2 separate regions of the Homo sapiens genome follow, and region 2 is linked to region 1. Evidence: chromatin loops called from intact Hi-C (ENCODE). Cell type or tissue: IMR-90. All regions are shown on one strand. Each heading gives the region's core, and the rest is flanking DNA. Links, peaks and the distances in the headings are about the cores only.

Region 1 (2,831 bases), core at 141-2,640:
ACTGTGTGCTGGAGGAAAATTTTAACTGAATAGGAAGACTTACTTTCTTCCATTAATAAATAAGTTACTGATGTGCAGGTGGCACATGGTTTTATTGAAATTATAACTTTTCAAATATTTTTAGACTTCTAGAATTAATGGAGCATTCATTACTTTAATGTCCACAAGTGTAAAATAAAGGTACTTTAATATGAGTAAATTAAATTCTAAATTAAATTCTAAAATCATCTTCAATTCTGATTGATCATGATCATTTATCAGTCCTTTCTTCCATCAGAATTTTCCCAGTCACTTTTAAGAAAGGAAGGAAAAGCAAGAGAAACGTACCAACCGCAAACTAGATCAAGGATGAAGAGCTAACTCTTCTGAATTATCTGTCTTGAAAAGCTTGAAGATATCGCAACATTCTTACTTGTTCTTCCCTTCTTATTGTAGAGACTTGGAATTGTGTCCTTGGTTATAAAAACCTTGGAGAGTAAAGTGTAAATTAATTTAAAAATGAATTCTAGTCAATTTTGCTACTGATTAAATTCTAATTGAGACAAAGTGTTGAGCAAGTGGCTAAATAAGTAAGTCAAAGGACTTGGTGGTTTAAGTAGATGCTAATTATATAAGAATCATTCACTATTAGTGTCAATGATTAAGAGTTAACAGTGGTGCTTCTAAGTTTTGACTTTGATAGGTAGTCTGAATAATAAATCAAAGCACTAGAGTTATTGTAGTGGCGGCAAATTTTTCTAAAAGTATATTTTAGATGTCAAAAAACCCTGAATGTTTAACAACAAATTAATTAATTATGGAATCAATAAAATTCAATGTTTTTGACTTTGAATTTTCTATGGAATCAGGTTAACAGTCAGCACTCTATACTATTGCATCATCTTAGATCACAATAAAATTGAGGCAAAGAACATAGTGAAAGGTGAGTTTTATTTTGAATGAGGATATTTAACATCTAGACTTGGAACTGACTATATCAACTTGGTTATGTTCATTAATGCATGTATGTTGATGTATGGATCACTAATTTGAGATAAGTATATCTCAAATTAGTGAATGCGAAAGTGATATAAAATGATTTTTAAAATACAAATCAGTGTTTCCGTAATGCTCTGAGTTTTTGAACTGGTCCTGTAGAATGTTAACGTAGATAGTTAGCATCTTTTCTATATTTTATGTTCACTATTCTTCAACTTAGAAGGAAAATAATTGTGGACAGTTTATAAATTACTAGCAGTATGCTGAGCTCAAAAATTACGTTATTCAGTTTCTCTTCTATTAAAAGTAAATGTCATGATGCAGTACTGACCTTATAGAAGACTTGAAAATACTGTCCCTGTGGTAAACTTAAACAAACCTCTGTTGTTTCAGATAAGTTTCAGAATGTATCTTAGCTAGTTTTAAGATCCCATGACTAACACTGTTATGAATATATGTCTACCAGTGACATTGTTAGTCACTGAGTCTTTGGATGTGTAATGAAGAAATACATACAGCAGCTGAAGAATTTTTATGAAGCCAATTGTGGTAATACAAAGCTTTTTCATGGTTTAACATTTTGTATGTGCTTCTCCTAATTATTCAGCAGACTCGGCTACTGCAAATGCCAGGTCATTTTCTGACTGTGTAGCTTGGTTTTTATTAGATAATGGAGCAGAATAACATAGATTATATTTCATTACAAGCAAGATGGCAGCCAGCCACTCTAGAAAATGACTATATTATACAAGAAATTTTTATGTGATTCATTCTAGACAAAACTATCTAAAGATCCTTCCCACTTAAGTCTTCCAAGGTCATGTAGCAATGTCTGAGCTTTGGAAGTTAACACAAGTTCACTGGCTCAGAACCTAAATAAATCCAACCCAGACTCAAAAATGTTGGTTGGTGGAGTAATATTTGAAATGGAATTGAAACTTGATTTGCAGTTTTGTAATATGTAATATGTTGTACAAATATATGTAATACATATGTTTATAATATATCCTTCCTTAAGGGCCACTACCTTCTCGTCCAACTGTGACATTCAGCTGACACTAGCAAGTAGTTTCAGCAAGAGAATATACTATAAGTAATGTATGAAGAGAATGTATAAAAGTCTTAAAGACTAACTAGAATAATTATATCAGCCCATGAAAGCATTAGTGTTTCTAATTAAACTTCTGAAGATCTCATCATACATTCCTAGGAAGTGAGTGTTAAGGGCAGGTCAAAGTATACATACCCCTTATTAGAGAGGAATGCTTCTTCCATGGCCATTGATAAATAAACATTGTTTCCCTACATGGAGTTCTTCAATTTCACTGTTGTGGTTTTCATAAAAACCCTGGAGGATTATTATCTTCCTTTCCCAATCCTTTAAGTTTGAATACCTTCATCTCCAATCAGGGAAAATTTATTTATTAAAACTGAAATAGGGAGCAAGAAATCTAGTCACAACAAGTCTGTCTGTAGTAGAGAAAAATCTGCAGGGAAATTCACCATTAATTTTTAGGCTAGTCAAGTCATAACTCTAGTAACCCATGGGAATTCCATTACTGCTCTTTAGAAGTTTTTACCCAGCCTAAGCACATGTCTGCATTCAGAGTTGGTAGTCTTGGTTTTCTTCTTCTTAAATGTCACTCCAATTTTTTTTTCCTAAATGAGCCGGGGGTCATATCCTTTGTGTTACCTTAAAGCATATTTATTCCTTTTCTTTCTGAAATGTTGGCCAGATGACAAGTGAGACAATGAAGTGTCATTCAAACTTCCTGACCTGGAGTAGGTTTCTCCTTTTTCAGATCCTCAATGTGACCCACATTAAAAGTGAAGTTTATCCTATCCTTAGAGTT
Region 2 (2,831 bases), core at 128-2,627, 53 kb after region 1:
AGCACTGTGCAGAAGAGAACATTGTGAGCTGGCAAATTGACACAGAGATGCTACCCAAAAATGGGGACATCTCTGAGGAAGCCTACAGCACTATTTCTATAATGAAAATTCGTTTGGCTAAGAGAATTGCAGCTCCTCATGGTTGGGATTGAAACATTTGCTTTTGGAAAGCCCATGATAGAAAAGGTGCACTTTTCTATGTTAGATTTGATCAAATACTAAGATTCGAACTTAGTCCCTCAGCTGCTGAGTCATTAACAGACATACTCCCCATTCTCCTTAGAGCTGTCTAGAGCCTGCCTCATTTGTAGAGGAGAGTCTTAGAAATGAAGAGCTCAAGGCCCTTAGGAGGACATAGGCTTGGGAGGCAGGGAGTTCCACAGAAACACATTCCTTTGGTTTTGCACTTGTGTGTAGGGCCCACTCTGTGTCCGGCTCACCCTTTGGTCCTGATCAGCTGACCAGCATCTGCCATTGGTCTATCCACACTGAAAGGATAAGCACTGTCCATAGACATAGGCTTGATTGTCAAGTGGGCCAGCCTTGTAAGAATTCTCAAGCCCTTTCCAAAGTTCCCACAGATAACCCACTGTTGTCACAACCTTAGGGTTGCTCCTGAACCAAGGTGGAGGAACAGAAAGTTACGCTACAACTTAGAGAGCTTCCTACACAGTTTCTCATTCCACCAGCTTCACTCTCCTGCAGGTAGCATGAATCATTTCCACTGCCTCCCACCTGACGGAGTGGAAGAGTCTCTGTCCATGCAGCTGTTACCCAAAGGTGTTCCTGCTTCACTTCAGTGAAGGAATCATTATGTTAACTCCAAGCTAACATGCGGACATGAGTTCTCTCTTCCGAATTTTCTCTTCTCCTGCAGGTCTCCCTGCCGGTCCTAATTTTCATCATTCCCCAAAGAACATCATAAAGCTAACCTTTATGTGGTAGACATTAATATTATTTCCATTTTAGAGATGGCGAATTAAGTCTTAGAGAGATTAAAATTCCAAAGTTACACAACATGTGGTAGAGTGAGTATTTAAAGTCAAGTCTGTTGGTCTAATTTCAAAACTTGCACCCTTAATGACTGTACTGCGTGGTCCTATGAAACATTTGCTAATTACTTCAAGGAGTGGGAATTACACAAAGTAGGAAGAGAGTGAAACACCTCATAAGTACATAATTAGTCACATTCCTTTTAATATCATCTGGAGAATCTACAGGAAATAAGTTATTATCAGTGGTATATGTCTTGTCAGAGAGAGGTAAATAAAAGCGACATGAATAATGTCAGGAGGAAAATAAAGCTGAGGCCTACTGTAATCCTCCAGATGGCGAAGATATTTTTGTATGTGTCATTTCCCAATCTTCTCAACAATGTGTTATTACCACTTGTTTTGCACTAACTGGCTGGATAACTGTCAGGATGGGCTTCTAAGCAATGACATTGAGAATTCTTGAATAGCTGAATAGTCTGATGGGGTGGGGAGGGAGGTTGGCAACAAGGATAACTAAGAGGAAAAAGCACAACAGTTATACAGAAAATGGGTTAGGAGACAGCGAATTGATGATGCCCAAGCGGGGTCTTGAAAAATGATTAAGAGCAAGATAAAAGGTGAAGAGTATTCTAGATTCATGAACAGTGTGGACAAAGAGATGAAAATGCCATGGTCTGAATGTTTGTTCCTTCAAAAGTCATATGCTGAATTCCTAATGCCCAGGATGATGGTATTAGGTGTTGGATGTTGAGAGGTGATTAGGTCATGAAGGTTGTATCCTCATAAATGGGATTAGTGCCTTATAAAAGATGCCCCAGAGAGCTTCCTTGCCTCTTTCACTATGTGAGGATACAGCTAGAAGGTGCCAACTGTGAACCAGGAAACGGGCCCTCACCAGACACTGAATTTGTTGGTGCCGTGAGTTTGGATTTCTGAGCCTGCAGAACTGTGAGAAATAAACTTCTGTTGTTTATAAGCTACCCACTCTATGGTATTTTCTTATAGCAGGCCAATGGAATAAGACAGAAAGCAAAAAACACCATGGGATTAAGAACAACTATACATAATTTGGTTTTCCTGCAGGCAGGAAATGAAAACATTGAGGTAGAAGAGATAGGCAGACTCTGGAAAATGGAGTGCATTTGGCACATGTGAAGGAGTTTGGGCTTTAGTCTGGGAATAGTGGGAAACCACCAAGTGGTCTTAGGCAGACAGGTGATATATCAAGTTTGCATTTTTAGTGGTAAGACATTTAGGTAGGAAACCAGTAAAGAATTGATTGCAACTGTCGGGGTGAGAGATGATGAGGGACAGACTCAAATCAATGACAATGAAATTGGAAGGGGAGAAAGAGACAAGAGATATTTGAAAGTTAGAATCAGAAAGATTTGGTGTCTGACAGGATTTAAGAAGTAAGAGAAAGATAATGGTTTGGGTCACCCTCCAGGGGTCCCCACATTGGCTACTTCAAGGACAGAGAAACATCTTTCCCCTTTGCCTCTCCTGAGGCAGCCCCAGGGCTAGCCCACTAAATCTCTGTTTCTATTCATGGCGGTTCTTTAGGAAACTTATCACTTTGCTTCCCCACGAGGCCTATGTGAGCATCCATTCTGGGATTGGGGTTATTTACACTTACCTACATGGAAGGATCCTCAGGGGTCCTTAGGCAAGTTGTTTTATGTTCTGCCCAGAGCTCTGTATGGAGCTCTGTATCTCAGGAGGCTGGGATAATTCCAATAAATTAGTGAAAACTTGCATGACACCTTTCCTTAGGGCAGGAAACTGCCTGCTACATATCTGCATAACCAAGAAGGGACACAAGGTGACCTTTTAACA

The links. Peaks named below come from ENCODE experiments on the same cell type or tissue, not always from the same donor. Only the 100,000 strongest peaks of a DNase experiment are listed, where the experiment ranks them.
Region 2: it touches region 1 in a loop (5-fold over the local background); 2 of 110 quality-filtered maps call a loop at or near these places.

Annotation. Positions count from the first base shown.
Region 1 is chr1:172,901,519-172,904,349 of GRCh38, forward strand. No RefSeq gene overlaps it. Among named protein-coding and RNA genes, the nearest start is that of TNFSF18, 150 kb to the right of the region's middle. In IMR-90, for the core only: no CTCF peak of the experiment used is centred there; DNase peaks (open chromatin) are centred at 1,453, 1,773 and 2,243; H3K27ac peaks cover 1,814 bases.
Region 2 is chr1:172,954,243-172,957,073 of GRCh38, forward strand. No RefSeq gene overlaps it. Among named protein-coding and RNA genes, the nearest start is that of TNFSF18, 95 kb to the right of the region's middle. In IMR-90, for the core only: no CTCF peak of the experiment used is centred there; a DNase peak (open chromatin) is centred at 1,389; H3K27ac peaks cover 1,040 bases.